Linked DNA regions of Homo sapiens: region 2 is linked to region 1. The links are chromatin loops, found by intact Hi-C in ENCODE. Cell type or tissue: stomach. All regions are shown on one strand. Links, peaks and the distances in the headings refer to the core of each region. The heading gives the core; the rest is flanking DNA.

Region 1 (10,664 bases), core at 1,119-9,118:
CCCTGCCCCATGAGGCCGACTGACTTCCTTGGGTATGGGGCACCCGTCCCAGGGAGGCCTTGGCCTTGGAGAGGTAGGAGGCCACCCAGGGCTGCTCTATTCACCTGAGACTCGAGCCCGAGGCCTCTGCTGGATCCTTGGCCTCTTGCCCCTCTTGAAGCCGGCTCGGGTCCGAGTGGGTGGTCCCCGGCGGTGGATGAACCGGGTGCAGCTGTGGTCCATTGGCCGGGGGGTGCCCGGGCGAGGGCCCTGAAGGGAAGATGCCGCTCTGACCCTCCTGTGGGACCTCCGCGCGGCCCGAGGCCCCAGTGCTTGGATGGAGCAGGCAGTCAGGCCCACCCTGCCCAGGAAAGGGCGCCTCCCAGGGCCGTGGGCTTGAGCCTCTGCGTGCGGCTGGCTCCCGTCTCTGTGGCAGCTGTGGGGCCTGGCGCCGTGTGGGGGCGAGGCTGTCTCTGCACCCTGTCTCTGCCGGGCATGTCCTCCCTGGCCGGAGCGGCTCTTCAGGTGTGGCTGAGCTCGGCCTGGGTGCCGGCTGGAAGGAGGGGCAGCGTCAGGCCTGCTGGGTGGGGCGCCTGCCTGAAGAATGGAGGGTGGGAGGGCTCCTTGGCCTGAGCAGGGGTCTTCTCTGTCTCCGCTGCTGACCCCGGAGCCCAGCTGTGGGCTGTGTGCAGCCGCCTGGTACCTGCCATCAGGGTTCCTCTGCGGCCGCCCCTGGGTGCCAGGCCCGACCCCCAGGACACTGTCTCCAGCAACACCTTCCCATGTTGCAACTTAGGAATTTTCAGCCAGTTCCTCGACAGATCTTTCTACCTCTGTCTCCAGCAAACAAACCCATCTTGGGGCTGCTTGGGAGGTGAGAACTTTTTTTTTTTTTTTGAGACGGAGCTTCATTCTTGTGGCCCAGGCTGGAGTGCAATGGGGCGATCTAGGCTCACTGCAACCTCTGCCTCCCAGGTTCAAGCGATTCTCCTGCCTCAGCCTCCCAGGTAGCTGGGACTACAGGCACCCACCACCATGCCCAGCTAACTTTTTGTATTTTTAGTAGAGATGGGTTTTCTCCATGTTGGTCAGGCTGGTCTCAAACTCCCGACCTCAGGTGATCCGCCTGCCTCGGCCTCTGAAAGTGCTGGGATAACAGGTGTGAGCCACTGTGCCCGGCTTAGGTGAGGGCTTTCAAGGGTTTGAAGGAACTCGCCCAGGAGACAGGGGAGCACACGGCAGTGTTGGGCAGAGGCTGTGGGGGCTCTGAGGCTGGAGAAGGCTGGGGTAGGCCTGAGGCTCCAGGCTGGGCACAGAGCTCGGCACCAATCTCACCCGCAGGAAGCCTTTGTGTCTGCCCCTCCCTGCCCCGCCTGAGTGACAGGAGGGAAGGAGACAACGAGGAAGCCCACGGGCAGGGGAAGGTGGGGAAACTGAGGCAGCCGTCTGCACGATGACCCAGTCGGGTGGGGCCACTGGGACCCGTCCTCAGGGAGGAGCGGAACACAGGCTGGGCCCCCCACCTGTGTCTGGGAGAGCCTCACGCCCTCTTCCTAGGGTGGGCTGGGCAAGAATGGAAGAAGTCAGGAGCCCTGAGACCCCTCCCCACCCAGAACAGGAGGACTTTTGGAAGAGGCTGGACCCTGCGCAGGCACGGAGCAGGTGTGTGCGTGCAAGACTCTGCATTAAATGGGAGACCTCAGCTCCTTCTCATGGGCCCTCAGCACCCAGGATTCCTGCTGGGGAAGGGGATCCTCTAAAGTACTGACTCTCAGCCAAAGGGGCTGCCCAGGCCCAACAGGCATCATCAGAGGGACTCCCAAGTGTGAAGAAGAGTGACACAAGGACAGCCGGGCGCGGAGGCTCACGCCTGTAATCCCAGCACTGTGGGAGGCTGAGGCGGGCAGATCATGAGGTCAGGAGATTGAGACCATCCTGGCTAATATGATGAAACCTTGTCTCTACTAAAAATGCAAAAAATTAGCCGGGCATGGTGTTGGGCGCCTGTAGTCCCAGCTCCTTGAGGGGCTGAGGCAGGAGAATAGCTTGAACCTGGGAGGTGGAGCTTGCAGTGAGCTGAGATCGTGCCACTGCACTCCAGCCTGGGCGACAGAGCGAGACTCCGTCTCAAAAAAAAAAAGAATGACACACAGACACATTTACACACACACACGCACAGACACACAGCTACACACAGACACACACAGACATGTCGACACTTGCACAGATGCACAGACACACCTACACACACAGACACATGGATGCACAGACACACCTACAGACATGCACACACACACCTATAAACATGCACAGACACACCTACAGACACCTACACACAGACACGTCTACACACACACGTACACACAGACACACACACAGACACCCACACACACACACAGACACCCACACACACAGACGCTGACACACACAGACACGCAGACATGTAGACACACAGACACACAGACGCACACAGAGGAAGAGAAAAGGGGAGAAACAGGGAAACAAACCAGCCTGGAAAAGGCTGGGGTGATGGAGACAGGACCCCTCAGAGAGCCGCGTGCTTTTAAAGCAAAGGCACAGAGAATACAAAAGAGCCGGTGGGAATTAAAAATGCAACACCGGGGTTGGGATTTAAGTCAAGGAAACTGCCCAGAAGGGAACCCTGGGGATGGGACTGTGGGTGTAAATCCGAGGTGCCGCACAGCAGGGTCACCGTGGAGCCCCAGGCGAGAGGGGAGGCCCGGGGAGATACAGGCACAGAGCCGGAGGAAGGAGGTGTGGTCCTGGCCAGCCCTGGGTGCCCACCGAGGCCACTAGCAGCCCTCCAGCCTTCCTGGGGACACACAGGGCTGGAACCGGCCCAGGAGGCTCCCAGCCGGGAATTCCAGGAATTCCATACCTGGCCTACCAGGTGTGGAGGTGGGAAAAGGTGTGGAGGTGGGAAAAGGTGAGGAGACATCCGTCCCTCCGGGAAGCCTGGAAGACTCTCACAGGAGTGAGCTGTCAGGGAAAAGATGCAGCAGCTGTGAGCTTGCAGCTGACCTGATGACTGTGTGCCCCAGCCTCTCCAGCTGTACAGCGTCAGCCTCTCTCCAGCTGCACAGCGTCAGCCTCTCTCCACCTGCACAGTGTCAGCCTCTCTCCACCTGCACAGCGGCTGGGAGCAGCAGCCTCTCCACCTGCACAGCGTCAGCCTCTCTCCACCTGCACAGCGTCAGCCTCTCTCCACCTGCACAGCGGCTGGGAGCAGCAGCCTCTCCACCGGCACAGCGGCAGCCTCTCTCCACCTGCACAGCGTCAGCCTCTCTCCACCTGCACAGCGTCAGCCTCTCTCCACCTGCACAGCGGCTGGGAGCAGCAGTCTCTCCACCTGCACAGCGGCAGCCTCTCTCCACCTGCACAGCGTCAGCCTCTCCACCTGCACAGCGTCAGCCTCTCTCCACCTGCACAGTGGCTGGGAGCAGCAGCCTCTCCACCTGCACAGCGTCAGCCTCTTTCCACCTGCACAGCGTCAGCCTCTCTCCACCTGCACAGCGGCTGGGAGCAGCAGCCTCTCCACCGGCACAGCGGCAGCCTCTCTCCACCTGCACGGCAGCAGCCTCTCCACCGGCACAGCGGCAGCCTCTCTCCACCTGCACGGTGGCAGCCTCTCTCCACCTGCACAGCGGCTGGGAGCAGCAGCCTCTCCACCTGCACAACAGCAGCCTCTCTCCACCTGCACAGCAGCTGGGAGCAGCAGCCTCGCAGGGTTGCTGCAAAGATGGAGTTTCCACATGTAATGTCAGGACAGCACCCGCCACACACTGCGCAGTCTGCAGGGCTGTGGTGATGGTGACTGTGGGGGTGACGGGAGGCAGAGAGCTCAGGGACAGCTCAGGATAGGCGGGAACACAAGCACATGTGAAAAGCAAGGCGATCGCCAACTCTGAGGAAAACAAATGGGCACCACCCGGGGAGGCCGGGCAGCTCTGCCCCAAACATCATTCGTGCCGGGATGATATGGACAGGGCAGCGTGTGGAAGACAAGCCCCTTTCACCGTCCACGGGGAATTTCTGCACTGGAAGCTCCAGAAGCAGCAGCATCAGGTGCTTTTTGGAAACAGGCAGTTAGAAAGCGGAAGCACAGCACCCACCCCCCCACCCAGGAAACTGCCTCCGTCTCTTCTGCTGCAGAAGAAGCAGCAGCTGGAAGAGGCAGCCAGGTGCTGATTTCATCGTAAGCCTGAGGCCTCCTTTGGGCTTTTCTAACTTTATGTCCTTATGATGTTCACAAATAACTAAATAAGTTGTGAGCTGTTATTTCTTGTCATTGAAATTAAAGGTGTTTTTTTTTTTAATTTTTTTAGACGAAGTCTCACTCTGTCGCCCAGGCTGGAGTGCAATGGCGCAATCGCGGCTCACTGTAACCTCCGCCTCCCAGGTTCAAACAATTCTCCCGCCTCAGCCTCCTGAGTAGCTGGGATTACAGGCGCCTGCTGCCATGCCCGGCTAATTTTTGTATTTTTAGTAGAGACAGGGTTTCTCCATGTTGACCAGGCTGGTCTCAAACTCCTGACCTCGTGATCCGCCCACCTCGGCCTCCCAAAGTGCTGGGATTACAGGCGTGAGCCACCGCCCCGGACTGAAATCAAAGGTTTCTTAAGCAGCTGCCCGCTGTGTGTGTGGTGAACCCGGGGCCTGAATGCAGGTGGGACGCAGCCTCCCAAGCGCCGGGAGCCGCTGGCTCCTCACGCCTGTCGATCTAGCAAATGTGCTTTGGAGTCTCTGACGGACGCGATTCTGAATCCAGAAGGAAAGCGTCTCACTCCGAGATGCTGACTGACGTGTCCTTTATAGCGGTGGGACTTGGGAAGCCGGTGACGCCCGGTGTGGAGGACGGTTGTGACGCCCCTCGGTGGGGACACGGTGTAAAGGCGGCGTGGAAACTTGGTGCACGACCTTACAATAAATTGTAAAATAAGCGTTTTACCTGGTGAGATGAAAAGACCGGCAGGAGACGGCACCCCGGTAGGATGAACAGAAGAGACTTTTAAACCTGAAGAAATCATCCAAAAAGCGACCACATGTTAGTGTCCTGCTGCGAGTTCTCCCCCCAGAATCCAAGCTTGGCCACGTGGGGCCCTAGGAAGGTACTGACATTGTTCGAAGAGCTGGTGCCTCCCGGCCGGAGGCCGCTGTCAAAGGACGCACGACCTGTGGGCTCAAGCAGCCGTCCGTCCAGGACTTGCTCTGCGGAGGCAGACCTGGTCCCAGGCCACGGAGCTCGTCCCAGGGCTGCCCAGCCCTCCCACCCCACCGGGTACACACACCGTTCCCCGGCCTGGCCTGGACCCGAGCCTCTCGCACGGTGGCGCTGGGGTCCGGGACCCGCAGAGCAGGCTCAGCCTGGCCCCACCCTACCCGATCCCTGTCCAGTCCCCTCCCCAGCCTCCTCCTCTCCTGAGCAGCCTCCCGAGGGGACCCGCAGGCAGGGCGTAGGAGGGCGGGGCCGAGCCCACTGGACCCCAGCTGGTGGCCGCCGGCGCTTCTTACCTGCCCAGCCCACAAGGTCCTGGGAGCCTGGGCCAGGAAACAACAGTGGTGACCTGGCAACCGTCTCCTGGCAACCCCCACCCAGCCGGAACCCAGAGGTGAGCTTGGGTTTTCGGAGGATGGGGAGGGGCTGCTGAGTGGCGGGGCCAGCCCGGGAAGCCGGGCTGAGGGCTGAGGCTGGAGAAGGGCACAGCTTCATGGGCACAGCTGCCTCCCAGTCACTGCTGGGACTGCCTGAGCCTGAGCCCCAGTTGCTGCCCCTCCGCCCGGCCCTCCCAGGATGGTCCCTGAGCCGTCTCTCAGGCCCCACCCATGCTCAGCACCCCAGGACCTGGCCCGGGCCAGGCTCTGCGTGCACCCTGGTGATGTTGGCTGGATACACGGCTGCCGATCCCTGAGCATTCTCTGTGCTTCACGTGGTCGGGTCCCTGTTCTCACTCCACAGCGGACGAGGTGCCACTGTGCCCCCCTCTGCAAACAGGAACCGGGGGCTCCACAAAGTGAGTGCCCCCCAGAGGGGGACTCACATCTATCGGTCCAAACTGCACCTTTCTGTAAGCCCCTCGCTGTGTCACAGACCTCGGCCAAAGTGAAGCATTCCGCAGGGGTTTGGGCCGTGAGGAACAGCCTGCCCGACACCTGACTTGAACACTCTGCGGGGAAAAACACCGAGGAACATCACGATTACCTTCTGCGGGAACAAGGGCCAAACAAACGGCCTCATCCTGAAGCCGTGTGGCCCGGGCCGCTCCCACCCATACCTATAGGCACCCCAGCCCGTAGGCGGCAGTGGGCTCTGGCATCCAGCTGGTCCCCCACCTCTGCAGGTGTTTGCAATGTACCCGTGTTGATGTAAGGCTGCCCTTTCTCCATCTCTGTGTGTCTTTGTTTAACCCTCACATTCTCTCTTTTTTTTTTTTCAAAATACGGAGTCTCACTCTTTTGCCCAGGCTGGAGTGCAATGGTACGGTCTCGGCTCACTGCAACCTCCGCCTCCCAGGATCAAGCAATTCTCCTGCCTCAGCCTCCCGAGTAGCTGGGATTACAGGTGCCCACCACAGTGCCCAGCTAATTTTTGTATTTTTAATATTAATTTTATTTTTTATTTTTATTTTGTTTTATATTTTATATATTTATTATTTTATATATTATTTTCTATATTATTATAATTATTTTATTATTAATTTATTATTAATTTTAGAGGGTTTCATCATGTTGGCCAGGCTGCTCTTGAACTCCTGACCTCAGGTGATCCGCCCGCCTCGGCCTCCCAAAGTGCTGGGATTACAGGCGTGAGTCACTGCGCCTGGCCTGCCCTCGCCTTCTCTTTAAAACACCTAATGATACGAGGTCTGGGAGTCCTGGGCTCCTGGCATGACCCATGGCACGGTCTGATCCCCTCTGCCTCAAACTCTGAGCCTCCAGCCACGTGTCCCCTACCCATCCGTGTCCTTCAGAGCTTTGCGTGGGTCACGAGGGCCTCTGTGCTTAGGGTCCCCTTGCAGGGGGCTGGTGGTGCCCCCAAAAGACAACCACATCATAGCCCTGAAACCTCGAATGTGACCTTATTTAGAAGAAGGGGCTTTGCAGGTGGGGTTACGTCAGGATCTCTAGTGACATCACCCAGGGCAGGCCCTGAATCAATGGCCTCTGCCCCCCTGAGAGGGAGGTGGAGAGAGGAGACGCAGACGTGGGGGAGACGCCGTGGGACTGGGGGGCAGAGATGGGTGACACGGCCACAGCCACTGATGCCTGAGCTGGCAGGGGCTGGGGAGGCAGACAGGGTCCTCTCCTGGAGCCCCCAGAGGGGTGCAGCCCTGCCTGCCCTGTGGCTTTGGAGTTCTGGCCTCCAGATGCGGGCGTAAGCGTCTGTTGTTGTGCCTGCCTGTGTGGTTTTTCAGCAGCCGGGAGGAGAAGCCACCCTTTCGAGAGTGTGGTGCCCGCTCCGGAGCCGCCTCCCCGACCCACGCCGGGGCGGCAGCCTGGGGGTTCCCCGCTCTGTGTCCCTGGGGCCTGAGCTGTGGGGGAAGAAGGGGCCCCGGCTGTCCCTGGGGAGTCCCTGGAAGGAAGAGAGAGCTCTCGGAAGCGGGGCGGTGGGGGGCGTCTCCCACCGTCCTCCTGGTTCTGTCCAGCTGGGAACAGTGTCCTCGTCCCCTCCCCGCACTCCCACCTTGCGCCTGGTGCTCAAGCTTTGAGATGGTCCCGCTGGACCCTGGTGCGGAGCAGACCCAGGAGGCCCCTCTGCCCTCTGGGAGCCTCAGGTCAGGTGGCAGGTGGGGCTGGGGCAGGTCCTGGGCTGAGTGGCTGGGCCTTCGGGGAGCAGGGCCCACTTGGTGGGGGTGACGGGTGGGGGGTTCCTTCGGTGGCTGCTGTGGCTCTCCAGGCTGGGAGCAGCAGATCCGGGTTCGGAAGCTCTGACTCTGGGAAGGGGCCTACGTGTGTCCCCTCCTCCCTGAGGCTGAGGCAGGTGGCCTGACAGGAGCTGATGGGGATGGGAAGGACTCGCCCAGCTCCTCTCCAGAACTGGCCCTTCCGGGAACAGAGCAAGGCAGGGTCCTTGCCCCTGGGCTGGGAGGGAGAGCCCCGTGTTCATCTTTGTGGCGCACCGGCCTTTGGAGGATGTGATCTGGACACACACCTCGGAGGACGGGTTTCCTTGTGTGGGGGGAGAGGGGGTGCAGCGGGCAGGTCCCCCAACCCCTGCAGCCTCCCCTCCCTGGGGCCCCACACAGGCCTGAGGACTCCCCACCGCCCTCAGAAGCCCCCAGGCTCCCCAGCCAGGCACTACCTCGTCCCTCACAGCTTTCCTGAGTTCAAACTTGAAAACTCTGCCCCTTAATCCCAAAATCTGGGTGGTGTGGCAGCCACGGATACCTGTAGCCCCAGCAAGGTTCCTGCGCAGGGCAGGTGGGAGCAGGACCTTGGGCCGTGGGTGTGCCCGGCCCGCGTGTCCAGGTGGGTGCAGCCCCCAGGGCCAGGCAGAATGGGGGAGGCCTGGCACCTCTCGGGCAGTGGGTGGGGTCTCCAGGCAGGCCAGGCCCTGCCACTGGAAGGGAGGTGGCCCCTTTGCCACCAACCTGTGGCTGTCACCGGGGCAGGTGTGGCTGGACCAGGAAGCCCTCCTGGCTGGCGCCTGGCTGCCTCCATCCTGTCCGCAGCCCTCGCTCCTGCTGGCCGGCACCATACGCTCTTGGTCACCTGCTCAGAGAGGCCCCCCAGGGCCACCGGCTGCCCCCTCGGTAGCTCCCTTCAGCACAGGCTGAGGTGTCTCCACTCAGGGACTCCCCCTTCCCCCAGAACCTTGACCTGAGCTGACCACAGGAGAGTCAGGGAAGATTCCTGAGCAAAAGAAGGAGGGAGGGAGGGACGGAGAGAGGAGGAGGAGGGAGGAGGGGGAAGGAGGGATGGAGGAGAGGAAGGAGGAGGGGGAGGGAAAGAGGAGGGAAGGGAGGGAGGGAGCCTCTCCCAGGAACCTTGGGGGCCTCCGGGGCCGGATGCAGTGTCTGGGGTTCTGTCCTCAGCTGGGCCCTTTGCACGGCGGGGGTCTGTGCACGTGTGGTTAAAATAAGGAGCTGGTCCAAGCATGGGTGCGTGAACTGCAGACTTTATTACTATACAAAGACTTTTTTCTGTTTTGTTCCCGGTGCTTATGGAGAGGAGGAGGAGGAGGAGAAACCGCACAGGGAGGCTCTGGGTACGGCCCCGCCAGCCCCAGCAGGGTCCTTCCTGTCACACCCCGTGCAACGCAGCAGGCGCTGTGGAGAGTGAGCCCCACTGCAGTGTGGGGCGCAACTTCATCCGAGGGGTGCTTGGAGGGACTGGCCAGACGGGCACAGCGGTGAGGAGGTGCTGGGATGGGGAAGGTCCCCGAGCTCCGGGCGGTGTTGGATGAGCTCAGGCTCACAGGTGTGGCCCTGCCTGGCCCGAGCTCTCCAGGTGTGTCCAAACCTTGTGTTATATGCACCTTGCAGTCCAGGGCTCACCCGTGCGGTCTGGTGAGGTGGACGCCACATTCTGGGGGTGGCACTCCAAGTTCTTCCCCACACACGTCGCTCAGGCGGCAGCAGCATGGGGGTGGTTTCAGCTGGCCCTGCGGGGGACTGCCCCATCTCCCCAGGGAGGAAAGAGGGTCTGGAGATAGCCCCGGGTGGGGGAGGTCAACCTGCAGATCCCGGCTTGGGGACAGCTCCAGATGACACCTCGTGAGCCGCCTGGGGTGGAGGGGCCCCCAGTGCAGGGCTGCGTGGCCCCAAGCACCTGCCTTCCCTATCCCATGGTCTTGCAGCTGGGCACCGGCCCCGCCCGCCTCAGCCCCAGAGATGGGCCCTGGAGGGAGAGTGTGGTCTGCATCCCACGGCTGGCCCCTGGAGGAGGAGGGCCAGGGCTGGCCCCGGGAACCTCCCAGAGGTCTCTGCGTCCTGCTGCCTGGCCGCTGAGACGCTGTGACATTGTCCCTGCTGGGCATTTGTGCTCCTCCGTGCCCTGGGCTCAGGCACTTTGGGGGGCCCAGCTGCTTCTGTCTCAGCCTCCCCAGGTGGCGAGGGGGCTGGGGCTGTGGGGTGGGGCTCCGGGTATCTGTGACTGTGACCCCAGGGGCCAGGCTGATAGCACGGGGTCCACAGCATCTGCCCGGGGACTACAGCTCGAGGGCCCCAGGAGGCCGGGTGGGCACAGGCCATGGCGAGGGTGGGGCACAAGAGCCCCAGACCCCGGCGGCTTTGCACTGATGGGCTGCGGATGGGCACAGGCCATAGTGAGGGGGGCATGAGAGCCCCAGACCGGGCGGCTTTGCACTGATGAGCTGCAGGGCAGGCAGCTCTCTCCTCTAACGGTGATCAGGCAGCGGATGGACGGTTTTACCAGACAGTATTAGACAGAGGGCCAGGTCTAACCATGTCTGGTAAGACGCCCATCGGCCGGCGGTGGTGTGGGTGGCCTCCGGGTCCTGGGCTGGTGTCTGCGGGGCCTGTGAAGGGAAGGCCCCGGGGGCGGCTCCTGCCACCTCCTGCAGCTGCCCTGATCCCTCCTGGGTCTGCAGAACGAGCCCCCGAGGCACTTCCCTGACAGCCCCCATCCCAGCACCTGGTCCCAGCCCAGCCTGGCTGTGTGGGGGTACCCGGGAGCCACCTGGTCACCCAGGCCCTGCTCTTGGC
Region 2 (15,921 bases), core at 4,801-12,800, 48 kb before region 1:
GGAGAGGAAGCGCCACTTGATGGACTCCTGATATTTATAGTTACTTTTGGGTTACTTTTTATTCCCCCTTTTTCGAGACAGGGTCTTATCTTTTTGTTTTTGTTTTTTAAAGAGACGCAGTCTCACTGTGTTGCCCAGGCTGGTCTCACGATCCTCCTGCCTCAAGTAAACCGTGTAACTCATCAAGATATGTAGAATCAAGAACTAGCTTTATTTTCTCTAGGAACAAAGTACAGTCTCTTTGCACACAGCGTGTGTTTTACGACTGTAGTTAGTGGAGTCAGCACCAGGAGGAGGTGTCTTGGTTCTTATCCAGGACTCTCCCCTGGTCAGGCGATCTGGGACGACAGGAATAGAATTATGCCACCACTAGGGAAGGGAAAAGCCCTCAGCCATGTTCAGAAAATCAGGCCGGGTGCATGGCTCACGCCTATAGTCCCAGCACTTTGGGAGGCCGAGGCAGGAGGATCACTTCAGGTCAGGAGTTAGAGACCAGCCTGGCCAACATGGCAAAACCCCATCTCTACTAAAAATACAGATTAGTGGAGAGTGGAGGTGGGTGCCTGTAATCCCAGCTAACTGGGAGGCCGAGGCAGGAGAATCACTTGAACCTGGGAGGTGGAGGTTGCAGTGAGCCGAGACTGCACCACTGCACTCCAGCCTGGGCGACAGAGTGAGACTCTGTCTCAGAAAAAAAAAAAAAATCAGACATGAGCCCCTCACCCAGGGTTTCCTTCCTTGGGGGAACTCAGGCTTGTACCCCTCTTGGTTTGTGGCAGACTGCACTGACTTCAGGACCACTTTCATGGCGGCCCCACTGGTGTTTCTCGATACCTGGAGGCAGCATTTTTTCGTTTAATATTACCCAGGGTAGCATTCGTTGAGCGCCTACTGTGTGCAGGCAGAGTGGCAGGTGCCAGAACAGTGAAGCTGAATAAGACGGCCACAGAACAGGAGTCTCAGTCCATGTGTGTTGAGGGAACAGCTGTGACATGGCGGGGCCTCAGCGGCACCCGAAAGGACCCGCAGGTGTTTGCCGGAGGGGCAGACTGTGAAAGGAGTAGGCTCGTGGGTGAGAAGGACCCCGAGTTCCCTTTGGGATACATGAGGCATGAGGCCCTGTGAGCCCCTGCTTCCCACCAGGACTGGCCACGCCTCGGACGGCAGGACAGACTTCTGGGCTCCTCGGCCTTGGCGTTCGCTCGCGAGTGTGGGCAAGGGCACATGTGTGTAATACGTGCATGCGTGAGTGTGGATGTGTGTGTGCACATCTGTGTGTGGGGGTTGTGTGTTTGTTTGCTGGGACCAGGCCCTGACGCCCTCTGCACTTAGGGTTGGCTGTCTTCGCAAAGCCTGGTCAGTCGGGGGGAGAGGGGGAGCCTCCTGTTTCTTAGTGAGAAGCTGAGGCCGGGGAGGCCACATGACTTAGCTAAGGTCATAGATCTCAAGAATGTTCAAGTCAGGGTCTGGAGAGTGACCCTAACCCCATGGGTCAGTGGCATGATGCCAGGAGGGACAGAGCCGGGCCCCACAGGAAAGCTGTGCTGCAGGTGTTGGGCGATGGGGACAGGTTAGCCCCTGGAGGTGCTGACAGCTCGAGAGAGAGATGGAAAGACGGAGAGACAGGGCTGAAAACTCAGTGTCTGTAAAAAAAAGACCGGGCACAGTGGCTCACGCCTGTAATCCCAGCACGTTGGGAGACTGAGGCAAGAGGATCGCTTGAAGCCAGGAGTTTGAGACCAGCCTGAGCAATACAGCGAGACCCGTCTCTACAAAGAGTAAAATAAAAATAAATTACTGGGCGTGGGGGTGCACGCCTGTGGTCGCAGCTGCTCCGGTGGCTGAGGCGAGAGCATCACCTGAGCCCAGAGCATCACCTGAGCCCAGGAGTTCGTGGTCACGGTGAGCTGTGGTCACCGCTGTACTCCAGCCTGGGTGACAGAGCAAGACCCTGTTTCTAAAAATAAAGAAAAAAACACCACGTGTGGTCCGGAGAAAACAAATGCCACGTGTGGTCCAGAGAAAACAAATGCCACGTGTGGCCCGGAGAAAACAATGCCACGTGTGGTCTGGAGAAGGCAGTGCCACGTGTGGTCTGGAGAAGGCGATGCCACATGTCTGGATCCTGTGAATCGAGGATATGTTTCATGTTGCAGGATAGACGTGCTTGGGGAAGTCTTTGCTGAGTCTTGCTAATGATGTGTCTGTGTCTCTCTGCAGACTGTGAGCTGCTTGTCCCCATCCTGCGGCCGTCCTGGGGACACAGAGCCCTCCGTGGTGCCCGGGGATTGGATTGGAGCCAGGACCTCACTTCCTCCTCTGCCCCTGCCCCTGCCCCTCCCAGCACCTGGCCCACACCCTGCAGCCCGCCCCATGGTCTGGCCCTGGGTGGCGATGGCGTCCAGGTGGGGTCCCCTCATTGGCCTGGCTCCGTGCTGCCTCTGGCTCCTGGGGGCAGTCCTTCTGATGGACGCGTCTGCACGGCCTGCCAACCACTCGTCCACTCGAGAGAGAGTAGCCAACAGGGAGGAGAATGAGATCCTGCCCCCAGACCACCTGAACGGGGTGAAGCTGGAGATGGACGGGCACCTCAATCGCGGCTTCCACCAGGAGGTCTTCCTAGGCAAGGACCTGGGTGGCTTTGATGAGGACGCGGAGCCGCGGCGGAGCCGGAGGAAGCTGATGGTCATCTTTTCCAAGTAGGTGCCGCCATGTGCCCAGACTGGGGGGCTGTCCGCGTGCGCTCGCCTGTGTGTTCCTATCCTGGCTTTGCGCGGTGGGGGGCGCCGGGCCCTGTGTCGGGACCTGCCGGGCTGGGAAGACGTGCCGGTGATGAGCGCCACTTCCAGCCTGCTGTGTTTGCGCGGAGGCCTGCGCTGGCAGCCCAGAGCCGCTCCTTGAATGCCCTGGGTCCGCCGGGGGCTCAGAGGGCCAGAGTGGGCCTGTGTGGCCGTCCCTAGGACAGCCTGGAGGAGCCCACGCGGCACTGCAGTGGTCAGCGTCCTCCATGCTGAGGGGCAGACGCCGGCCACGGGCAGCCTCCGCAGGCTGCAGCCCCAGTTGGACGAGGCCTGGCTGAGGAGTGAGGGGCTGCCACAGGTGGCTGGAGAGCTGGTACAGGGTGCTCTGGGCTCCTCCTGACACGCCCTCTACCCTGTGTGTTTGGGGTCCCTGTCACACACGGGCCGCGTATCACACGCAGGCTGGGGGTGTGTGGGGTTGGCTTGTTTTGCTGGCCTGGTCGGGAGCAGAGCTGTGCTGTCAGTGGCCCATCCTTGGCCGTCACTGCCCCCACCCTGCTGAGTCCCGAGACCCTCTTGCTGCCTCTGTGCCTAGTGCCGAGCTTTCTCCCCCGACCCCATCCCTGAGTCTCGAGAGCCTGTTGTGAGGGGTCCAAGATGGGTCAACCTGACCACTCACCCACAAGGAGCCAGGTCCTGCACGGGCGCCTTACTCCTTACGGCACGGCCGGGGTGCCCTGCGGTGTGGCCCTGGAACCTACTTGCACTCAGCGCTGGCCTCACCCCTGGAGGCAGAGCAGGGTCAGGGCGTGCCCGTGAGTCCCCCAGGCCAGCCAGGGTGCCGGGCAGGGAGCCGAGGTGCAGGTGAGAGAACACCCTGGGCCTCCTGGGACCTGCGAGACCTGGGCACAAGGAGGCAGCCCCCGCCGCAGGGCCTGGCCACGAGCTCACCTTCCCGCAGGGCCTGGCCACGAGCTCGCCTTCCCGCAGGGCCTGGCCACGAGCTCGCCTTCCCGCCGGGCCTGGCCACGAGCTCGCCTTCCCGCCGGGCCTGGCCACGAGCTCGCCTTCCCGCCGGGCCTGGCCACGAGCTCGCCTTCCCGCAGGGCCTGGCCACGAGCTCGCCTTCCCGCCGGGCCTGGTGCTCCAGGACCAGTGCAGAGGGGCAGGTGGCAAAGCTGGTGAGCAAGGGGATTGGGCAGGGCTGGGGTCCTGGGGTGCAGGAGCAGGTAGGAAAGGTGTGAGGACTGGTCTGGCTGTGCCACGGCCCTTGGGCTGAGGGCCAGGCGGGAGGGCCCTGAGGATCCAGGCTTTCGGGCGGAGCACAGGTGAGCTGGTGGGACGGAGGCACGGTGCCAGCTGGAGGACCTGGGCACCAGGTGTGGTGTCCCCTTGCACCTCTCCTCAGATGGTACGGTTCGGGGGTCCTTGCGTGGCCTGAGTTCACTTGGTGGTGAGCTGACCAACCCACGAAGAGGCTGCTGGTGCCCCTGGGGCCTGTCAGGTTCACCACCCCTGAGCTCACGAAGGCCTGGCTCGCGGCATCACAGGGGAAGGGTCCCCGTCCCTGCTCAGCCGGTGCTGGGGGTGGGCTGCACGCCTGGGCGAGGGGAGTTGAGGCTTCTGCTCGGTGCGTCTCCAGCTGGACCGGGGTTTCTTTTTGGTGCCTGTAACGAAACCCCAAGCTGTCTCGTTTGAGGAGGTGGGCATGGGGAGTGGGAAGTAACAGCAGGTCTCCGGGTCTCCCTGACTCCTGCGCCGAGCGGCGACAGCGGCCGCTGTGGGTGTTTAGACTTCCCTTCCCACACGCGGGTCCCTTCTCGCCCTTCTCCTGCGTAGGGCCCCGTCCCTCCAGGACCCACGTTCACTCAGCTGTCCTGTCTCCTCTGTCTCCTCTGGGCTGGAACGGTGTCTCAGACTCTCCCGTTTTTGTGAGGACGTAACAGTTCTGAGAAGGGCTGGGTAGGAGGTTTTAGGCTGTCCCTCAGTTTGGGCTTGTGGGATGTGTTTTCTCCTGACCGTACAGGGTTGAGGGTTTCTGGAAAGAGCCCCCAGAGGGGAGGTGCCATGTTTCCTCCTGACCGTACAGGGTTGAGGGTTTCTGGAAAGAGCATCCAGAGGGGAGGTGCCCTGTCCTAGGGGCTTTTGAGCTTCACTTCCTTCCCGCTTCCCTGCACCACGAGATGCTCCAGGCTTTCCTTCCCGCTTCCTGGCACGGTGAGATGCTCTGGGCTCGCCTCCGTGCCACCTGCCCCAGTGCAATAGCTGCCGCCTTTCCAGGAAGCCCTGTCTCCCGTGGCTGGAGCTGGAAGCCAGGGTCTGGGCACTGGGCGTCTTGCCCTTGTTCTCTCAGGAGCCAGAACTTGATAACATGCGTGTGTGCACCAGCCCAGTCACATCTGTGTTCTGCCAGCCCTGTTCACGTGTGTGTGCTGTGTACACGTGGGTACCGGCCTGTGCACTTGCGTGTGTGCGTGCCAGCTCCATGTACGTGCACCGCCCTGCAGCCGTGTCTTCAGGCACCTGAGTTTGGATGAGTGACTCCTTGCCGACATCTTGACTGGAATCCTGCGCCATGTGGTTTCTTTCCACCTTTTTGCTTTTTGCTCTGCCTCGTGTGTGTCTGTGTCTGTGGAGTGTGTAGAGCGTGTGGAGTGTGTGGCCCGTGTCTGTGGCATGTGGAGTGTGTGGCCCGTGTCTGTGGCGTGTGGAGCGTGTGGCCTGTGTCTGTGGCGCGTGTGGAGCGTGACCGGAGCATTCGAGGATGCACGTGTCCACGTGAGACCCACCAGGTGCCCCACCTGCCACATGGCCACCCGGGTGGCCCCGTCCCCAGCCGGTGTGTTTTGGGGACTGTGGAGCTGAGGGTGCCTCCCAGGCCCGTCCACCTCTGGGCTGCTGCGGCTGCTGAGGGAGGGGCGCGTGTGAGCGGCAGCCTGGCCTTCTTCCATGAGGATCTCTGCCCAGTGCTTCTGAGCCGTGCCTGCGGTGTGTGCACCCTCGAAGCTTGCCTGGCCCAGGTCCCAGAGGCCACACCTGCCTGACGAGGGCCTGCTTGCCACCTCATAACGTGGCCGCGGCTGCCCCTGAGCGGAGCATAGAGGCAAGGGGCCAGGGCACCCTACTCTCGGGGATGCCTCCGGCAAACGCACCAGCCGGGGTCTCAAGACCTCGCACCTCTGGAAGCCCTGCCTCCCAGTGCTGTTGCCCTGGGGGTTAAGTTTCCAACAGGTGAGCTCAGGACACGGGCGGCTGCAGCAGGGGTAGGAGCCTGTGGCTTCCACAAAGACATAATGGTGAAGCCGAGCTCTGAAGCTGGGACGGGAGTGACCTGTCCTGGGGCCTGTGGCCTCCTGACCTGGCCTGCGCTGGCCCCGTGTCCCCAGTCTGTGTCCCTATCCCCCAAGTCTGTGGTCTCTTCCATCCTTGCACACAATGTTAAGTCCCCACACGGTCTTCTTCCTAAATCTCACAACTTAAATTTATATGAAGGATTTTGTTTTGTCTTGTTTTGAGTCAGGGTCTCGGTATGCCGCCCAGGCTGGAGTGCAGTGGTGTGATCACAGTTCACTGCAACCTTCGCATTCCAGGTTCGGGAGGCCTCCCACCTCAGCCTCTTGAGTAGCTGAAACCACAGGTGCACGCCACCGCGCCTGGCGAATTTTCGTAATTGTTTTTGTAGAGGTGGGGTCTCCCTATGTTGCCCAAGCTGGTCTTGAACTTCTGGGCTTAAGTGATCCACCTGTCTTAGCCTCCCAAAGGGCTGGGATTATAGGTGTGGCCACTGCGTCCTGCCTATATGAAGGTTTTTGTGTAGCCATACCTGAAGCATCGAAAATAAAACATGGGCCGGGCCCAGTGGCCACACCTGTAATCCTAGCACGTTGGGAGGCTGAGGTGGGTGGATCATTTGAGGTCAGGAGTTTGAGACTAGCCTGCCCAACATGGTGAAACCGTATTTCTGTTAAAAATACAAAAATTAGCCAGGCGTGGTGGTGCACCCCTGTAATCCCAGCTACTCGGGAGGCTGAGGCAGTAGAATCGCTTGAACCCGGGAGGCGGAGGTTGCAGTGAGCAAAGATTGCGCCACCACACTCCAGCCTGGGTGACAGAGTGAGACTCCATCTCAAAAAATAAAATAAAACGTGAAGAGTGTGACTTTTGGAAGCTGTGGTTGGAGAGTGGGGTCTGGTGGTGATTCTGTGTGACAGAGGGGGAGGGTCCATGTGTTTCCCCGGGGAGGGGACCGTGGCATCCACCTTCCCCAGTGTCTCTGGCGTGGCCCGGCACCCCACAAGCCCCACGTCCCGGACGCTTTTCGCGTTGCCTGGTGGAGCCTGTCGCTGTTGGTGGCAGGTTCACGCAGCCATGGAGTCCTGGGCCGGCGGCATCCGTCTGGCTGTTCGGGGTCCTGGGGGCCCAGTCTGACGGCCACCTGCCCATTTGCTGTCTTGCAGGGTGGATGTGAACACTGACCGGAAGATCAGTGCCAAGGAGATGCAGCGCTGGATCATGGAGAAGACGGCCGAGCACTTCCAGGAGGCCATGGAGGAGAGCAAGACACACTTCCGCGCCGTGGACCCTGACGGGGACGGTACTGTGGCTGGGCCGGGGTGGGTGGGGCGGTGGGCGGGGCGGGCAGGGCCATGGGCCTTGCCTGGTGCCTGGAGGGCAGACAGGCCCTGTCTGAGGGACGGGCGGTGGGGAAGTGTCAGCCGGAGACCCCGAGGTGTGGTGGGGTGCACGGAAGCTGGGTTCATGATGCCAGAATCCTGGTGACAGAGGTGTGTGTGCCAAGCACTGGGCGTGGCCCATGGAGGGCGCCTCTTATGTCTTCGGGGCCTTCATCTGGTGGTGTCTATGCCTCTTGGTGGCCCCGAGGCACAGACGTTGCCGGCTGGCCTCACAGGTGAGGAAACGGGTGTGGGGTGCTGGCCGGGGCCCTGGGGCTCCAGACGCTGGCATCCTGCCGCTTCCAGCCTGGGCAGCAGAGCAAGACCCCATCTCAGTTGAGAAGGAAGTTCAGCTCAGTATCAGAGGCCCTGACAGGTGTGATCTGCTCTTCCAGGTCACGTGTCTTGGGACGAGTATAAGGTGAAGTTTTTGGCGAGTAAAGGCCATAGCGAGAAGGAGGTTGCCGACGCCATCAGGCTCAACGAGGAACTCAAAGTGGATGAGGAAAGTGAGTGCTCAGCCAGGCTCCCGCCACCGGTCTCAGGCATCCTGTGTGTGCGCGCGTGTGTTGTGTGTACATGAGTGTGCCGTGTGTGTCGTGTATGAGTGTGCCGTGCGTGTGCTCGTGAGTACGTGTGTGCGTGCCGTGTGTACGAGTGTGCTGTGCGCGTGCTCGTGAGTACGTGTGTGCATGTTGTGTGTACGTGTGCTGTGTGTGTGCTCGTGAGTACATGTGTATGCGTGTCGTGTGTACGAGTGCACTGTGCATGTGCTTGTACGTGTGTGCGTGTCGTGTGTACGAGTGCGCTGTGCGTGTGCTTGTGAGTACATCCAGGTAGCTGTTCATGTAGGCTCGTGAGTACATGCAGGTGAGTGCGCCCTCACACCCGCTGTGTGCACACGTGTTCGTCTTAACAGCATGGCCCAACCTGGTTGGTGGTGGCTGTCAGGAGGGAAGTGGGTGAAGCCGTTGCTGACCTAGGCGCCGCCCAGGAGTCCGGTGGGGAGCGTGTGAGCTGTGCCTGGGCAGCTTTCAGCTCTGCTGGTCACGGCACCTTCACGGCCGTTACTCAGTTAGGTCCTGCAGAGAATCTGAGGCTGTGAGTCTGGGTTGGGGCCTGCCCCGTACTCTGAAGGCCACGTGAGGCAGAGTTTCCTGGGGAGAGGGCACAGCCTGTGCCTGAGGGCCTGGCCCTGAGGCCTGGGTCTGCTGGAGACATCTGTGTGGCCGTCAGGTGGTCACCAGAGAGCGGTCAGGTCCCAGGGAGAGGCTCTTCCTTGGGTCTGGGGTGTGGCCGTTGGCCAGCAGGGCAGCCTCAGCCCTGGGCGGGTCCAAGCTGGTGCCTCTGCGTGAAGAGGGTGGGGCCGGGTGGGGCCCGGCACCCGGGCTAAGGCCAGGTGAGGGGAGAGCCGGGCCACCCTGCACGGGGCCAGGTCTGGGAGAGCCGTCCAGGCAGAAGCCCCTGCTGGCCCAGTTGTGAGGCACAGCTGAGCGGGTACCGTGGCGTTGCTGCCACCCTGGGGCTCCGTGTGCCCTTCCCGGTCATGCCCGTGGTCTGGTTTGGGGCTTTGAGGAGAACGTGCAGAGTCGCCTGCTCCGTCGCTGCCCGGCATCCTGGGGTGGGTTCTCTGCTGCCCTGCAGGGCGCCCGTGTCGCCCACGGGACTGGTCACGTGATACGGGGCTGCTCCTGGCAGGCTGGGTGTATCTTACACCTTTATTTTTTGTGCCTGCTTAACTTATCAGTAACACACATTTCCTCACCAGAGTCTCAAGGCAAACCACCTCTTCTTTCTTTTTTCATGAGACGGTCTCACTCTGCTACCCAGCCTGCAGTGCAGTGGTGCAGTCTCGGCTCCCTGCAGCTGTACCTTCCAGGGCTCAGGCGATCCTCCTACCTCAGAAGCTGGGACCACAGGCACCATCACCGCGCCTGGCTAATTTTTGTATTTTTTGTACGGATAGATTCTGCCGTGTTGGCCGGGTTGGTCTCAAACTCTTGGACTTAAGTCATCCGCCTACTGCAGTCTCCCAAAGTGCTGGGATTATAGGCGTGAGCCACTGCGCCTAGTCTTAGCCTCTTTCTTTTTTTAATTTTTAATTTTTAATTGTTTAAGAGTGAGGGCCTCACTGTTGCCCAGGCTGGAGTGCAGTGGTGCGATCTCAGCTCACCTGTAGCCTCCACATCCTGGGCTCAATCTATCCTCCTTGGAGGACAGAAAAATAAAGGTGTAAGATACGTTCCTGCCAGGAACGGCCCATATCATGTGACCAGCCCCCATGGGGGCGGCCTCCTGAGTGACTGGGACCACCAGTGTGTGCCACCATGCCCAGCTGATTCAAAAACATATATTTTGTAGACACAAGGTCTCCCCATGTTGCCTAGGTAGGTCTCAAACTCTTGGATTTCAGAGGGTTCAAGTGACCCGCTCGGCCTCCCCCCGTCCTGGGGTTGCAGGCGCGAGTGACCCGCCTGCCTTGGCCTCTCCCCATCCTGGGGTTGCAGGCATGAGCCCCTGTGCCTGGCCTTGACCTTCTAGAATGACGCGGAGACTTTTGAGCCTGTTGGCTCTGCCTGCTCTTTTCCCAGTTCACGTACTCTTATCTGGAGTTTGGTCCTGTCCGTTCTAAATCCTGCAAATTGGACATTAAAAAAACTAAAAGTAAGAGGATCTCCCTGTGTTGCCCAGGCTGGTCTCAAAGTCCTGGGCTAAAGGGATCTGCCTGCCGCAGCCTCCCAGCATGCCGGGATTACAGGCACAAGCCCCAGTGCCCGGCCAAATTGGACGTTATTACTTCCTTTCCAAAAGAGTGGTTTACATTTTCCTCCCCACACACGGTTCGTGCCTCCACCCCGGTCCCGCGTTCCCTGCTGTCCTGACTGCGTCTTTAAGCTTCATCCCGTTGGTCCGGCCTGTTGGCGATGTGCTTGGGGCAGGAGGCCTTGCCCGTGCCCGCCCCCCAACTCTGATTGTGTCTGTCTTTCCTTGGTGCCACTTTATTTGGGTCTTTTCTGCCCAGGACATGGCCCACCTGGACCTAGAGCTCTGTGACATTTCTGTGAAGCCTCCGTCTACCTTTGGGACTCAGCAGAGGTGTGTTTAGAATTCACTCTGCGTTTTGGGGGTCCCCATGCATGCTGAGGTGCTGTTCCCTGCCCACCCGTGTCCGATCCGTCTTGGCCTCCCCGACCTCAGGGTGCCTAGGACCCCCCGACCTCTTTGGGTATTTGGTTTCTGGCTCAGGAAGAGCAGCTGCCGGGTCCTGGAGGAGGGGCCTGGGAAGCGCTGGCAGGCGTCACTCCTGCGACCTCCCACCCCTCCCTGCATGGCTCCTGCGAGGGTCACCGCGTGAGTCCGGGGGCTGCTGTCCTCGCGCCTCAGACCTGATTCTGGGGACCGCGGTGAAGGCGTGGCAGGCGGGCATCACTCCCTTCCCCCGCCTCCATCGCTGCCTCTCTCTGGGTCTGCGTCCTCTTCTCACAGGGACAGCAGTCGTTGACTCTCCCTGATCCAGGAGGGTCTCTCCAGATCCTTCCCTAACAGCAGAGGCCCGGCTCGTGGGGAGGGACTGGGACTCAAGGCTTCTTCACCAGCCTGAGGTTGGTGCTGGGGCTCGGCGGCGGCTGTGAGAATCCTGTGCTGGAGAAAGCGTCTCTCGGCCGGCCTGTCTGGGGCGTCTGTGCCTCTCCTGGATGGGTCTCAGTTTGGCCCCGTCCATCCATCCCAGGAGCTGCGGTGGAGCAGACAGGGAGGGGTGCCCCAGGAACCACAGCCCCGTCACTCCTGTCTTCCTTTAAGTGAACCGGTCGTGTAGATGGAGGTTGTTCAGAAAGGGATAAGATGGGACGGCAGCTGGGCCTCATCCCGCAGTGAGCGCGACGCAGAGGCTGCCGGGCTTGTGGCAGGGGCTTCGGCCAGGGCAGAGTCGGGCCTCACGTGCAGGGGGCTGAGTGTGGGCCTCAACACTGGACTTGGCCACTGACTGCAGTGAGCCCCAAGATGGGGCAGGAGGTGGTGTTTCTGTCCTGGAGACCCAGGGTGGCTTGGGTCCTTGGGATGTGTGGGGACCTCGGGGTGAGGGCCCGTTGGGGCCGGGTGGGCACGGCAGGAGAGCGGGGGCCACACACCCAGAGGCAGTGCCGTGTCCCGGCTGGGAGGGTTCCTGGGAAGCTCTGCTCAGCCCCAGTCTCAGTCATTTCTAGAAACTGTGTTTTCCTCCCTGTGACGTCACACGTGAAGGAAACGGAAAAGGGCAGTGAGTCCTTCGCCCCGCGGCGCCGTGCGCACGTCAGCCTTCAGGGTGATTCCGCTCCTCCAGAGGGGCAGGCGCGGGTGTGGGGGGTGGGGCCCAGGCCCATCCTGAGGGGTCCCAGGCATGAGGGGCTCTGAGCTGTGTCCTGGGGTGGTCTGGGCCATGGGGAGGTTCTGGATCATGTCTTGAGAGGTCTGGGCTGTGTGGGGGGTCCAGGCCATGTCCTGGGGGTCTGGGCTGTGTCTGTGGGGAGTCAGGGCCATCCATGTATTGGGGGTCTGGGGCAGGGGGGGGTCCAGGCTGTCTTGGGGAGTCCGGGCTGTGTGGAGGGGTCCAAGCTATGCCTTTGGGGATCAGGCCTGTGGGAGGCTCTGGGTTATGTCTTGGCGGGGGTCCAGGCTGTGTCTTAGGGGCTGGGCCATGTTCTGGGGACGTGTGAATCCTGGAGGGTGGGGCCCCGGTCTCGCGGGTGGCTGTGTCCCTCGAGTTCAGGCAGCACCTCTCGGAACTTTCTGGATTTGCGTGCTGGCGTCTGTCGGCCTCGATACCCACAGGCTGCGCCCCTCTCAGCACAGGAAGTCCTGGAGAACCTGAAGGACCGCTGGTACCAGGCGGACAGCCCCCCTGCAGACCTGCTGCTGACGGAGGAGGAGTTCCTGTCGTTCCTCCACCCCGAGCACAGCCGGGGAATGCTCAGGTTCATGGTGAAGGAGATCGTCCGGGACCTGGGTGAGGCTGGGTCCAGCCTGGCCGGCACGCCAGGACCCAGGACCGACTGGCAGGGGCCGGGCATCGTCGGGAGGTCGGGGCAGGTCCTGCGGGAGCCCCAGCCTGGGTGTGGGCTGACCCATTCCCGTCTCGCAGACCAGGACGGTGACAAGCAGCTCTCTGTGCCCGAGTTCATCTCCCTGCCCGTGGGCACCGTGGAGAACCAGCAGGGCCAGGACATTGACGACAACTGGGTGAAAGACAGAAAAAAGGAGTTTGAGGAGCTCATTGACTCCAACCACGACGGCATCGTGACCGCCGAGGAGCTGGAGGTGAGCCCTGGCGCAGCCGTGTCCCGGAGCCGGCCCTGCGAGGTGCTGTGGCGGGAGGGGCTGGTGGATCTGGGCCTGAGGCAGGAAGCTGTGCTGGTGTCTGGCCTGAGACTCCATCTGGGCTGGTCACTGGGGCGTTTGCTCAGCGGTGTCCACCAGGCTGCATGGCCGTTGTTGGCGTTTAGGTTCAGACGGATCAGAGACAGGCGAGCCTGGCCGGGCTCCATCCTCAGCCCCTTGCGGAGGCGTCAGGGTTCTCACAGCCCCTTTTTAACGGGACCACAAGGGGAAGCTCATGCTGGGCCCAGCATGGAGGCAGGTCCAAGGCCCAGCAGGTGCAGGTGGGCGGGGCGGCCTGTGCCACATGGCTGGAATTTACCACCTTCCTCTGAAGCGTTTTCACTGGTATCATGTGTAGGCTTGTTTTTCTCCCACTGCTGAGTGAGTCATCTTGTTTTTATGTAGAATCCTGTGATTCCTGGCGACAGCCAGTGGGCCCGGCCCAGGTTAGGGATCCTTCAGAACTGGGGTCCAGGCCTGTGTAGCCCCTGTGCCCCGTTACCCCTGCTGGCCCCGGGCAGGCCTTCCGGGGCCCCCGGCTTCTCCCTGCCCTGTGTTTTCATTTGTGCCGCCTCCCTTCGGGAACCTTCCAGAACGTGCCCACACTCCCGCTGCAGCCAATAGGCACCTTAAATAGCCACTTCGTGCGGCTGGCCGCGGAGCTCGGAGGGGGAAAGGCGACGCTGACCTGTGCCCCGCTCGCCCGCAGAGCTACATGGACCCCATGAACGAGTACAACGCGCTGAACGAGGCCAAGCAGATGATCGCCGTCGCCGACGAGAACCAGAACCACCACCTGGAGCCCGAGGAGGTGCTCAAGTACAGCGAGTTCTTCACGGGCAGCAAGCTGGTGGACTACGCGCGCAGCGTGCACGAGGAGTTTTGAGCGCCCGGCCGCGCCCCGCGCCGCCCCCCACGCACCACCGGGGCGGCCTCGCGGGTGACTCCGGGCTCCGTGGCTGTCCCGGACCCCACCTCTTCCCTGCCGCCCGCCACCGGCCGACCGACCGCGGCTGCCCCAGTTGATGAGCGGCGTGTCCCCTCTGCAGCGCGCACCCCGGCGGGGCTTTGGCTGTGACGCGGTCGGGGCGCGGGGCTGGGCTGTGGCCCCGCGGCGCCGCCTCCTCCCTGGTCCCTCGAAATCGTGGCATCTCACTTCTGAGAACGAAATCTCGCTTCAGTCACTCTGCCGAAGGCGCTGACGGCATCGCGGCCGGAACCTCTGGGCCCGGCCCCTCCCAGGGCCGCCGCTCCGTGGGAAAAAACAGCTCCTCCATTTCCTTGAAAACTGAACGATTATTAAAAATAGATTAAACTTCGCTGGAAATGAGTAGCCAGGAAGTTCAGGGGAGGGTGCCGGGTCCTTCCCGGGCCTGGCGTGTCGGAGCCACCCAGGTCCCGCAGCTGCCGCTGAGAAAATGCAAATATTTGTTGTGACAAGAATCACATACATTTACTTTAAATATAGTTGCCTTTTTTGGTCAGCTTCATTCTTTGGGCGTGAAACAAAACACAACAGCAGCGTGCTAGGTTTGTGGTTACAGTTTCCACTGGAGCGCTGGAGGCTGGTGCTGGGTCACGTGGAGGGTTGGAGGTCATGGCCGGTTCGAGGTGATTCTCCTGGCAGGTGGCAACGGGCAGGGGCTCTGGGAGGACGGAGGGCAGCGCTGCGTTTGTGAGTAGGGGTCAGGGGGCAGCAGACGTGCCCACTGAGTTTGGGGTTTGGACATTTAAGGCAGGAGACAGAGCCGCCTGGGGGTTTTGGGTGGAGGATGGCAAGGTCTTTGGGTGCAGTGGGGCAGGCCTAGCCCCAGATGGGGCAGAGAATGGGGTGTGTTAGGACGGCTGGTGGGGGTCCTGCTCTGTGGCGTGTGGGGGCCCAGGCTGTGTCCTGGCTCTCCCAGTGGGAGCTCAGGGAAGCCGGGAGTGTGTCCTCTTCAGTCTGCCCTGTGGTGCCCATGTGACCGGCCTCTGCCCTGAGCCCACCTGCCCAGGGGCCCCTGTGGGGCCGAGAGGGCGGGTTGGCACCTGGGCTGGTTCCCAGGCAAACGAGATTCACAGAGCCACGGCCAGCGCAGGTGGTGGGAGGATGGTCCCACGCCCTGCTCTAAGGGGCTGTAATTCCCTGGAGCCAACCTTCGGTGGCCTGGACTCTGTCTTTCCCCATCCGTGGCCCCAGGCCACAGCCAGGGACCATCATAGCTGCAGCAGCATTCGACGCCCTGTGCTGAGGGCCGTGCACCCAGAGGTGGGAGGTGTGAGCTGAGGCCATGCTGTGCTGGACATGAAGGCGGGGGGACAGCTGGGTATGTGGTGGCACCTGGCCCTTCAGAGGCCCCAGCCAGCTCCAGTCTGGTACTGGAGGAGCAGTGGCCACTCATGGGCTGCCCTGTGCCGCCCGCGACACTACTGTGTGGAGCGGGGAGCCCAGCTCCTGGGGATGTGGTTCGAGCTGCAGGCTGCCTTACAGACCTTGGGGGTCCTGAGCTCTGGGTCAGTGTCCAGCCTCCTGTGGCCACGCCACACCCGGTTCCATGGACACAGCAGGGCTTTCTTGGACCTGTGACCTTAAGCCCAGGACAAGGAGACCTGAGCTTCCTGGGCAGCTTCAAGCAGGAGGGGCCGTGCCCCATCCTGGGGCCATTGCAGTTGCCAGCAATATGCTGGGGGTGCCCTCTCCATGGTGCACGGGCCCCACTCACTGCACCTGTGGGCAGATGTGGCCACTTAGGCCCCAGGAGAGCAGTGTTGCCCACCAAGACCCCCAGTTCACCTGAACCTCCAAGGAACCAATTGCAAATGTAAGCTTTTTCTCACTGTCAGTGGGAAACCCTTGTGAACGCTGGGTGGAACCTTCCACAAAATGCCAGAACTTTCCTCCTCTGCCCACCTGGGTTGGGGTGTGCACATGCAGGTACACACACTGTCTGGGATGCTCTGAGCCCTTCCAGGGTCCTCTCTACTTGTGGGGACGTGGGGAGGGTGACCAACTTAGGGACCCTCAGTCCGAGGGCGGGTGGCCTCTCCCTCCACTCCCTCCCTCTCCAGGGCCAGCGGGCTCCACGGCTGGGAATTTCCCCACGGGTGGGCCGAGGACAGGCAGCTGTTTCCTGTGCTCCTGGGAGGAGGGGATTTCCAGCCCCTTCCCTGCT

What was found. Hi-C counts contacts between places; a loop is a spot of excess contacts. Peaks named below come from ENCODE experiments on the same cell type or tissue, not always from the same donor. Only the 100,000 strongest peaks of a DNase experiment are listed, where the experiment ranks them.
Region 2: a loop joins it to region 1, with 1.9 times the contacts of the local background. A loop is called at or near these places in 11 of 110 quality-filtered maps.

Annotation. Positions count from the first base shown.
Region 1 is chr1:1,168,774-1,179,437 of GRCh38, reverse strand. It overlaps TTLL10 (tubulin tyrosine ligase like 10), which reads right to left and starts at 5,558. Exons shown (of 16, transcript NM_001130045.2): 1 at 5,512-5,558; 2 at 5,117-5,153; 3 at 4,949-5,014; 4 at 105-249. The coding sequence starts at 222. It overlaps MIR200BHG (MIR200B, MIR200A and MIR429 host gene), which reads right to left. Exons shown (of 2, transcript XR_007065348.1): 2 at 9,100-10,664. TTLL10-AS1 (TTLL10 antisense RNA 1) reads left to right here. Exons shown (of 2, transcript NR_173246.1): 1 at 1-73; 2 at 3,042-6,382. It overlaps MIR429 (microRNA 429), which reads right to left and starts at 10,433; the gene lies at 10,351-10,433. RefSeq lists enhancers at 1-267, 3,323-3,841, 8,065-8,632 and a silencer at 5,319-5,408. In stomach, for the core only: no CTCF peak of the experiment used is centred there; a DNase peak (open chromatin) is centred at 5,577; H3K27ac peaks cover 719 bases; H3K27me3 peaks cover 7,535 bases.
Region 2 is chr1:1,215,246-1,231,166 of GRCh38, reverse strand. It overlaps SDF4 (stromal cell derived factor 4), which reads left to right. Exons shown (of 7, transcript NM_016176.6): 2 at 2,221-2,699; 3 at 7,199-7,335; 4 at 7,810-7,923; 5 at 12,240-12,398; 6 at 12,534-12,709; 7 at 13,479-14,236. The coding sequence starts at 2,395. The coding sequence ends at 13,655. Among named protein-coding and RNA genes, the nearest start is that of SDF4, 8.8 kb to the left of the region's middle. In stomach, for the core only: no CTCF peak of the experiment used is centred there; a DNase peak (open chromatin) is centred at 8,758; H3K27ac peaks cover 631 bases.